Regions from separate parts of the Mus musculus genome. Here region 2 is linked to region 1. The links are chromatin loops, found by intact Hi-C in ENCODE. Cell type or tissue: left cerebral cortex. All regions are shown on one strand. Links, peaks and the distances in the headings refer to the core of each region. The heading gives the core; the rest is flanking DNA. Region 1 holds the start of Hibch (3-hydroxyisobutyryl-Coenzyme A hydrolase). Region 2 overlaps Inpp1 (inositol polyphosphate-1-phosphatase).

What was found. Peaks named below come from ENCODE experiments on the same cell type or tissue, not always from the same donor. Only the 100,000 strongest peaks of a DNase experiment are listed, where the experiment ranks them.
Region 2: it touches region 1 in a loop (2.5-fold over the local background); 5 of 42 quality-filtered maps call a loop at or near these places.

The regions. Positions count from the first base shown.
Region 1 is chr1:52,842,196-52,847,573 of GRCm38, reverse strand. It overlaps Hibch (3-hydroxyisobutyryl-Coenzyme A hydrolase), which reads right to left and starts at 2,536. Exons shown (of 14, transcript NM_146108.2): 1 at 2,430-2,536. The coding sequence starts at 2,464. In left cerebral cortex, for the core only: no CTCF peak of the experiment used is centred there; DNase peaks (open chromatin) are centred at 1,493, 1,724 and 2,622; H3K4me3 peaks cover 1,773 bases; H3K27ac peaks cover 489 bases.
Region 2 is chr1:52,797,373-52,802,750 of GRCm38, reverse strand. Inpp1 (inositol polyphosphate-1-phosphatase) reads left to right here. Exons shown (of 6, transcript NM_008384.2): 2 at 3,215-3,466. The coding sequence starts at 3,263. Among named protein-coding and RNA genes, the nearest start is that of Inpp1, 18 kb to the left of the region's middle. In left cerebral cortex, for the core only: no CTCF peak of the experiment used is centred there; DNase peaks (open chromatin) are centred at 903, 2,168, 2,732 and 3,190; H3K4me3 peaks cover 680 bases; H3K27ac peaks cover 1,388 bases.

The DNA.
Region 1 (5,378 bases), core at 110-5,109:
GATGTCACCATCCATAAAGAGCCAGGCCCTCCCACGTAAATCACTAGTTAAGAAAATGCCCTACAGGATTACCTAAAGCCCCCTCAGATGGAGGCATTTTCTGAACTGAAATTCCCTCCTCTAAGATGATTCCAGCTAGTATCAAGTTGGCATGAAAGCTAGTCAGCACACTATGTTAAGCAATGTATCCCAGGCTCAGACAAATACAGCATGTCTGTGGATGCTAGAGAGAGAGAGAGAGAGAGAGAGAGAGAGAGAGAGAGAGAGAGAGAGAGAGAGAGAGATTGATGGTAAGTGTAGGTCATTAAACTAAAACAGGACCATGAGAGCAGAAAAGGATCTCTTAAGGGAAGGCTACAGGATGGTAGGGAGGGAATGAGAGTAAAAGACCAAAGTGCCATGAAGCAGAAGAGCTAGGGAGTAGAGGAGGAGGGCTGACCAGCACACTGACAGCCAGGGGAGGAGAGTGGGGATAGAACCAACAACAGAAACACAGAAACAGTGTGTACAGAACTGCCACAATGAAACTCATAGCTTAGTATCCAACAAAAGACAAAAATGAGTGATAGAGATCATTTAGAGATCTAGCTGACATATAATTGAATTCAATTGCATTTGAAGTACAATTGAAGCATTCGGCATAGGACTCAGAATAATCAACTATACAATACATTTGAAAGTTCTCTTCTTAAAGAAATGCTGTTGAGACAGAGAAAACCACCCAACTGCTAAACTGGCACTGCAATGTTAGGAACACAGGACAGCACCAGAGGAGCAAAGGAAGGCTAAGTTCAATGGCATTAGCCAATCACATCAACCAAGGCACACCCGCCCCTTTCCTTCCAGAAACTCTCCGGATCTCCCTCCAGGTTTGTGGAATCCGCTCCTCTTGACTGCATGACCTTGTCTCCAATCCCTTTTGCTATCCCAGGACTGGATCTAGGAAAGGGAGACCTCAGATCAGTACTGTCCAATTTGGTCCTGGCACTTTACATGTTGAAATGTGGAGTGAAATAGGGACAAGCTGAACCACAGTAATGACAGAATCTTTCTAGATGAAGTTAACTTTGTTAATATACATGCCTCTAAATTATTGTTCCCAAATAATTTAGAATTTGCCATCATCAAGAAGCAACAACAATGATTATGTGAGCAGATGCTATTATTCACCACAAAAGAAAAAAGAGAAGCAAGGCAACTTCTACATGTAACAAAAATACCTGAGTATCGTTGGTGCTTTCTGCTAAAAAGGCACTATTCTTTTTAAGATGTTTTGTTTTGTTCTGTTTTTTGAGACAGGACTTCTCTGTGTAGCCTTGGCTATCCTGGAACTCACTCTATAGACCAGGCTGGCCTTGAACTTAGAAATCCCTGCCTCTATCTCCCAAGTACTGGGATTCAAGGCGTGCGCCACCATGCGCGGCTTAAGATGTGTTTTTAACTATGTATATATGTATGCCCATGTAAGTACAAGTGTCCAATGGATCCAGAAGAAACTATCAGATTCCTTGGAGACGGAGTTAAAGGTAGTTATGAGCCACACGGGAAGCAGAACTTTGTCCTCTTAGCCAGTCCTTTAAGAGCAGTATAGGCTCTTAAAACCGCGGAACCATCTCCCTAACTCCACTGGTAACTACTCATTTAGAACTAAGAAACATTCTATGCCTTTGCAGGAACCTTCCACAACAGACTGTAAGGCATAAGAAACGTGCAGACGGAACAAGGGTGCGTTCCACGTCTGAGATGCTCCTAGACTGCACAGATGTCTAACAGCACACATTTCATCGCCCAAAAGTACTTCAGTGAAGAGTTCCACAGGGGGGAAATTGAAGTTTTTGCGTATGGTACTGGGGAAAAGGAATTACACTAGCCAAAGCTCCTAAAATGGGTGCTACCACATTTCCTTCTGCCAAGGTCCGATTGCAGTGAGAGACACTCTTAGAAAGTTAATATCTGCACTGCTCCGGTCAAGCCACGCTAAATGGTCACAACATTATTCTGTGAGTTCCAATTGCCTGCGCTGCTACTACTGCTAGCTGAAATAATCAAGTTCCTTACCCGGAGCCCAGGTACACAACCTGTCATTTCTGTGTGACTTAAGAAAATACCCTACACAGTAAATCAGGTGGCACGTCCCCACACAGCGCCCAGTTCCAAGAAAGAAAATAAATAGGAGACAAACGGAGGGGGGAGAAAGTTGTGGGACGTCAAGGCCTAACAGATGCTAGAGGACGGAAAATGAAGGTGCTGTTGCAAGAAAAAGAGCAAAGTCAGAGGACGCATGTCGTTGCGATCGCCGCTGAGGTCGCCGCGGGGCAGCAAAGCAGAGGCTGCCATACAAAGGCGACTAGATCTGCGAGACCTGCGGGGACACTTGTGAGCCTTTTCCCCCAAGCCGGCCCTTAGCTCTGCCTTGCTCACCAACTCACCTCGACAGGAGCCGCCACGCATATGGCTGCCCCATGGCCTAAAAACCCAAGAGCAGAAGAAGCAGAGTGTAGTGGTTCCACCGGCTCTGGTAGTTAGACCCGCCCACAGCCCCGCCCACAGCCGATGAGAGCAGAGGAGAGCCGGGGTCACTGATGACAAGTCCTCCGGTGGGCCAGAGCGGCCCAACGCCTACACTTCCGCTGCGCTACGCTCACGGGCCCGGCCGGGCGGGGCGGGGCGGGGCAAAACAGGAGCAGTTAGGAAACCAGCAAGAGCAGTGGGCAGGGCCACACTAGACAGGGCCAGGCCGGGTAAAGGTGGGGCGGGTCCTGGCTAGGGGCGTTAACTAGTGAGGGGAGGAGGAAGAGGAGGAGCCAAGACGAAAGCTGAGAGGTGAGTAACCAAAGCAAAGAGAAAAGTAGAAAAACTTATTTATAATAGCCAGAAGCTGGAAAGAAGCCAGATGTCCTTCAACAGAGGAATGGAGATAGAAAATGTAGTACATTTACACAATGGAGTACTACTCCGCCATTAAAAACAATGACTTCATGAAATTCTTAGGCAAATGGATGGAACTAGAAAGTATCAATCCTGAGTAAGGTGACCCAATCACAAAAGAACACACAGTATGGATATGAGCCCAAAGGCTCGGCAAGATACAATTCACCGACCACAAGAAGCTCAAGAAGAAGGAAGACCAAAGTGTGGGTGCTTTGGTCCTTCTTAGAAGAGGAAATAAAATACCCACAGGAGGAAATACAGAGGCAAGTGTGGAGCAGAGACTGAAGGCAAGGCCATCCAGAGAATGCCCCACCTGGGGATCCATTCCATATATAGTCACCAAACCCAGAGACTTTTTATTGTAGGTGCCAACAAGTGCTTGCTGACAGGCGCCTGATACAGCTATCTCCAGAGAGGCTCTGTCAGAGCCTGACAAAGAGGTGGATGCTCACAGTCAACTATTGGACTGAGCACAGGGTCTCCAATGGAGGAGTTAAAGAAAGGAATGAAGGAGCTGAATTGGTTTGCAACTCCATAGGACAAACAACAATATCAACCAACCAGAACCCCCAGAGCTCCCAGGGACTAAACCACCAACCAAAGAGTACACATGGAGGGACCCATGGCTCCAGGTGCATATGTAGCAGATGATGGCCTTGTCAGGCATCAATGGGAGGAGAGGCCCTTGGTCCTGTGAAGGCTGGATGCCCCAGTGTAGGGGAATGCCAGGATGGGGAAGCCAGAGAGGGGGGTTGGTTGGTTGGGGGAGCATTGTCACAGAAGCAGGGGGAAGGGGGAGGGGATAGGAGGTTTCCATAGGAGAAGGAAAGGAAGAGAGGGGATAACATTTGAAATGTAAATAAAGAAAATATCTAATAAGAAATTTCAAAAACCTTTAAATATAATTTTTTTACTACCACATTTAATGTAAAAAGATTGCATTGCCTTTTCTTTGTAATATTGAGAAACAATAAATACGGTAGTGGTTTTTACTTTAAAAAATGGAAAGGAAAGGAGTTTGCTCCCTAGACTAGGCTGTCTTGAAATGCCCAGTTGATTATCTATGTTTGGCTTTTAAGTTTAATCAGCAGGTATTAATTGATCTGAAGGAGTTTGTGTAATTTTTTTTTTTTTTTTGGTTTTTTGAGACAGGGTTTCTCTGTATAGACCTGGCTGTCCTGGAGCTCACTTTGTAGACCAGGCTGGTCTCGAACTCAGAAATCCACCTGCCTCTGCCTCCCGAGTGCTGGGATGAAAGGCATGTGCCACCATGCCTGGCTGTGTAATTTTAATAATTTTTTAATGAAAAGGTAAATTTAAACCAGACCCGATGACACACACCTATAATTCCAGCACTCAGAAACCTGAAACAGAATGGTCACCTGGGCTACACAGCAAGACCCTGTCTAGGAAAACTAAGTAAATTAAATGTTCTTTGAGTCAGAAACATATGAGATGCATTTGACATTGAGGAAAGACCAGAGTTTAGTACTCTACATAGCTGAACTTGCTTCGAAACATTGCTAATTATCTTCAGAAAAGTTACAGATCCCTCAGTCTTCCTCTGAGACAAAATATCTGATTAAGAGAATGCTCACAAACTAGAAATATCAGTGAAAACATACCTGTTCTGGAAAGCAGCTTATTAAATAAACCCCATATTTAACTGTCCACTGTGGTGATTTGAACATACTTGGCCCAAAGGAGTGGCACTATTTGGACGTGTGGCCTTGTTGGAGTAGGTGTAGCCTTGTTAGAGGAACTGTGTCATTGTGGGCTGGGCTTTAAGACCCTTGTCCTAGCTGCTTGGAAGCCAGTCTTCCAAACAAGGTATTGAACTTTCAGCTTCTCCTGCACCATGCCTGCCTGGACGTTGACATACTCCCACCTTGATGATAGTGGCCTGAACCTCTGAACCTGTAAGTCATCCCCAATTGAATGCTGTCTTTATAAGAGTTGCCTTGGTCATAGTGTCTAATCACAGCAGTAAAACCCTAACCAAGACACCCACTACTCTTGAGTTTCTTCTAGATTCATACAGATGTCTAGCTGTAAGCACATCAACAAAAACGTGTTGGCATATTAATAGTAAATGAGGGAATCTGAGAAGAGTTTCAGAGTGAAAAATTAAAGGGGTGTTTGTCATCCACTGAAGTATACCCTGACCTTAAAGAAGTTATTCTTAGTCTTTGGCATATTGTAAGATACTTGATCAGAAATGATCTTTCTGTCCTGGACCAAATATAATAGTGGCTAGAGAACAGAGGAAGCCAACAGACACCATACAAGTGGAAGACACAAAGAATTCCTGACCTGCAGTTAGTCCTCGAATAGGTACAAGTGGTTGCCATTTGGCTTCACAGTCAAAAGGCATCGTGTCCTATTCACTCAGGGAAGGAATGAATCTGTTAGCCTATGCAGCAGCATATGTTACTGGAAAGATGAAC
Region 2 (5,378 bases), core at 379-5,378, 45 kb after region 1:
AGCTACAAGGTGAGTCACTCACAAAAATCCAAAAGCCAGGAGTGTAGCTTGGTATAGAGTATTTATCAGGCATGCTTATGCCTTTACTCTAATAACACAAGTGCATACACGTGCATATGTACACGTGTACACACACACACCTACACACCTACCTAAAAATAAAAGCAACCACTACCAACAACAAACTTGCCTAACCCTGAATGTGAGTCATCTTCCCTGTAAGGTTTCACTAAGGCTCCTACCAACAGAGGCTGTATAGAGTGAGTAAGGCAAATAAATTACATTTGCGTTTTAAAGTTATTTGAAAGATAATTTCCATAGAAACCTGAAGAAATTTGTGCCAGTGTTGCCCCCAATTCTTTTCATATACAACTCGTCGCAAGAATTCCAGGTATGGGTTAAATGCCCAAGGCTATTTTCTTACTTGCTTGAATGAACTTAAGATAAATGGGCAGAGATAAAAATGGAGTTTACAGAAACCCTTAAGGGTGAGTTTGGGAGAAGAAATGAGCTTTCCTCCCAGCAAGTAGTAGGTCAACCATCTAATTAGAAAGTTGTACACGGAGACAAAGAACTTGCTATGTTATCCCAGCTGGCCGAAAACTACCCACCTGCTTTCATCTTTCCCAAGCAAGGACTACAGACTTGGAGCACTACAGACATGGAGCACTACAGACGTGGAGCACTACAGACTTGGAGCACTGCTGGAAATTCAGAAAGTTCTGTATGTAGGTTGTTTTCTGGAGACCTGGGGCCCCAGAGAAAGGAAGTGAGCTGGAGAAGTGCCGTGTTGGTTATGCTGGCTGGAGAAAGTCTCAACTGAAACTGGACAAGGAACTTGGAGTCTGACAAAATGTGACAGTGGTATCCTGGGCCAGAAGAAAAAGAGGGTACAGTTGACACAGCAGGGTGACTCAGGACCTGAAAACTCAGAAGTGGAACTATGAACGTCTAGAGCCCAGACCTCTGGAGCATCAGTGTGCAGCTCACAGCTGAGCATTCTCGCCTCGTGGCCCAGGTTCCTATACCTGCTACATCCTGTACTTGTAATATCCGCTCAGGCAGGGAAATGACCATTACTAGGAGAAGTCAGGACCAAAGTGGGGGAACTCTGGGTTCCCTGGGGTGGCTGGGTGGAAACTTACCCAGTATTTTCTTACCCGAAGCTTACAGTATTTTTTCAGATTAAAAAAAAAAAAAGATGGGGGGAGGGATAAAGATTAGATTTAATGCTGTTGAATGTGATAACTTGCTCAAGTCCGGAGTGTATTCCTTTGTGTCACCATGCTTCTTCCAAATGAGAAGGAACTTACATTATATACCCTTGGTTCATTGGCTCTTTGCTCTTACAATAATGCAGAATGTTTGCTAATAAATCAAGTTATGGTCACCACCTTTCTACTCTTGTGGCTCATGTGCTACAGTGAGACTATGCATGCATCTCTGTGTTGTTCTATGACATCATTTGTGGCTAGTATTTATATAATGGATGCAGTAAATTATTTCTGAGTTCAAGTGGCTTGGCTCTATGAATGCCACTTTTCTTAATGTATAGGTCCAGAACAAAGTACATGAATCTTCTAACAGGTTTGAATCTGAAATAAAGAATAAAGGGCTTTTAAGGAGCCCTGTTTGCTTGAATTCTTCTATATTATCTAGTAGATCTGACAACGTGAGAGCGAACCTGCCCCAAAAGCAAAACAAAACATGTTTATTTAACATCTTTGCTACTTTAAATAATTTTAATCTACCTTGTATGAAGATATTTTAACTCTTATTTTCTTACCAGAGATTAGGGAAAGACTTAAGGTTACTGACTGAGGAAAGAGGGCCCTGGGTGGGATTTGGTACAGTTATGACAGCAGCTCCCTGGAAGCCTGTGTGTTTCCAGTGTCAGGGAGTTAGCACCTGTCTACTACTGCCTTCCAGAGACGACCACTGGCAGTAAAGCAACTGCAGTTGTGACAAGGGACATCTCTCCGTGTTGGTCATCTTTCCTTTATTTCTGTTGAGGAACATATTTCCTCAGGAAGAAAAAAAAATTGTTTTTTGAACAGACTTAAGACAAGCAGGCTCTAACAGTTTGCCACACCCCCACATCAGTGTTTTCACAGCTGAGTGGTTCCCAGCCTCAAGCTTCTTTTCATAGAGGAAACTGTTGTGATAATAAAGAAACCTGATGTGGGGTGTGTGGGGGCAGTTCTGAGCCCCATGTTTTAGTCTTGTGTAACCTTTTTTAGAAGTTGCTCAACCCTCTAAGCTTCCGTTTCCAAACTGTATGTCACACAGGGCAGGGTAATCTCACGACAGAGGAAGCAGAACGACTCAGGCTTTGAACAGGAAGAGGACCACAGAAGCATTTTGAGGCAGCACCAGTAGATAGGAGCCAGGTGTGGTGCACACACCTTTAGCCCTAGCATTTGGGAGGCAGACGCAGACGAATCTTTTGAGTTCCAGGCTACCCTGGTCTACAGAATGAGTTCCAGGACAGCCAGGTCTAGAAAGAAAGAAAGAAAGAGAGAGAGAGAGAGAGAGGGAGAGAGAGAGAGAGAGAAGAAATAAAGAATAGAAATAATGATGTAGGCATACTACATGGTTCTTAGAAGACAGAACTTCTCAAGTCCAACAAGGTGTAAGTCCCCTTGCTTTGGTGTGTAGGCTGCTACTTGGTGGCAGATGGAATATGTCCCTGGAATGTTTGAGTGGAGTTGGCTGTGAGCTGCTTTATAGTGCTTGCCCAAGACCGGCCTCAGAGTCTGGAAGACACAATGCCTGCTGCTCATCCACTTAGCACATGGATCTGGCAGCATGATTGTCATCCCTCACCATTCTCACAGAGAAGAGAATTACGTCAATGTAATTGAGATAAAGCTGTGTCATGATTAAGGACCTTGTAGCAATCTGCCTTTCCTCGGACGTCGTGACACTCTGTCTTGCTATGGCCCTGTAACATAAATTCTAATTCAAGGCTTTTTCTTTTTCTTTCACTGAACATTCAGTTTCTTTAAGAGTGTAATTGGTTTACAAGACTTTTGAGAAATACGTTTGTTTCAATCTTTAGATTGTAACTGCAGTCTTGCACGCTGAAAATGTGCGGTGACTCACTAGCAGGTCAGCTTCCCTGACAGGTTGCTGCCAGCTATGTGTTAGTGGGAGAGACGCCCTGACATCATCCCTGAACTGCTTTCTCTTTCATATTCTTGTGTTCTTGCAGCTGTGAGCCAGAGGGTGGGTGAGGCTGAGAAAGAAGCAGGCTTTAGAAATGTCAGACATCCTCCTGGAGCTGCTCTGTGTCTCCGAGAAGGCTGCTAACATCGCCAGGGCGTGCAGGCAGCAGGAGACCCTCTTCCAGCTGCTCATTGAGGAGAAGAAAGGTGCAGAGAAGAACAAGAAGTTTGCTGCAGATTTCAAGACCCTGGCGGATGTGCTGGTGCAGGAAGTTATAAAACAGAACATGGAAAACAAGGTAAGAGGTCAGGCCACGGTGGCTGCAGGACACCTGCCTCCGTGCTTCCTCTGGTTCCCTCAGAATAAACAGCAGGCCTTTTACTGACTCTTATGTTCTCTTAGGTCCAAACAAACACCTTGCAGCCTTGCCTTATTTTTATTACAGTATTAAAATGGTCTTTGCAGGAAATCATTGAAGTATAGAAAAGCAAACAGGATGAGAGTGCTCAGATTCCTAACCTGAGTATATGGTATTGACCCTCTTACTTATTGATGGGTTTCTTGTTAATAAATAATATATGCTCTCTGCACCAGAGCACACTGAGCTACATGCTCCCGAGGGCCACTGACGCTTCCTTCTGTGTGTCCACGCTCTGACCCACTTATTTCAGAGCAGTGTTTGGCTTCTCAGCTAAACCATTTATCTAATGTTTTGCTTTGGTTATGGGCTTGGAATTAGGCGAACTCTCCCTTTATTCTACTATAAAAATATGGTCATGACAAACACTGATTGTGATTCTATGTGTGGAAATGGCTAGAAAAAGCCAGGCTTCTTGAGTCGTAGCAGTAACACCAGCAAGCAGTGCTCACTGAGGCTGCATGGACTTGACTTTGTTACCCCTATAAGAATTCTGTAAGGTTAGAGCCATTGTTCTACTGGGATGAAGCTGTCACAGAGAGCTGGAGTAAGTTGCCTGAATTGACGCTGCCCAGCATGACAGCTTGAGTTCTTCAACATAGGAAATGGTTTCTAAGTCTGTGTCACTGGGCATTCTGTCGTCTTTTATATAACTCGCCCCACCTTCTTTTTTTTTTTTTTAAATTTGGGAGGATGGAACTTTATGATAGAAAATAATATAAAACACTTCAATATCTTTATTGAACTTTTTAAACCTGAGGACTACTGTAGAATTCAGTAAAATCTTGACCACCAGTGTGAGAAGAGAATACATGAATTATACAAAATCTCCATAGACTATATATTTTTTCATGCCCTTTACTACCTGGCTTTGGTGAGCTAAATGAAGGAAGCTTGTTTTCTGTTGTTACCAGTGGAGACCCTTGGATACAAAGGCGGGTTGGGCAACTGGACTGGATATATGTCAACATTTTATGGGTTGATATGTGCCTCTAAACAATAGAACAAGCCCAGGCAATTGTTCATGAAGTAATGCCAGAATTTATTAAACAAATACTTTCCATTTGAGCTGCTTTAGATACTTCTATTTCAGGCCCCCTCTGTCTGCATTCCTCTGAATAGCTCTGTAAGCAGGTGTGGGGGCTGGGGAACTGACAGATTGCCAGCTCTTGTAGGCCTGTTCTCTTCTGCAAAAGAGAAAAAAGAGTAGCAGGCGGTGTGGCCATTGGTGGTTTGACCCTCTGGGATGGGCAAGTTTAAGGCTGTCAAGCAACTCCTTCCCCAAACCAGCAACATCTCAGTCAGCAGTATTTGGGGGCGGGGGTGGGGTGGGGGGAGTCTTCTCAGGGTCAGGAATGAACTGTGTTTATCTGAGCATGACACAGAGATGAGACAAAAGCCTCATTTGGTCCCCTGTTCACTCTGTGTTGATGCTTAGGTCACAGGTTACTACAGTATTTCTCTTCTTTTTTCTTCTTGTTCTCTTTTCTGTCATCTTCTAGCCTGAAAGGTAATGACATTCCTGACAGGTGCAGAGATGCAACTGAAAATGGAAATAAAACCTAAGACCTAATAATTCCAATAATAATAATTCTAATTAATATTAATATAATTCTAAAACCTAATAATTCCAGCCTCTTCTCTCCATCTTTAGATTATTTTAGGAACTGGAGAGATGGCTTAGTGGTTAAGAGCACTGGCTGCTCTTCCAGAGAACCCGAGTTAGATTCTAAGCACCCACGTGACATTATTATAATCATCTAATGGGATCCAATGCCCTCTTCTGGTGTGA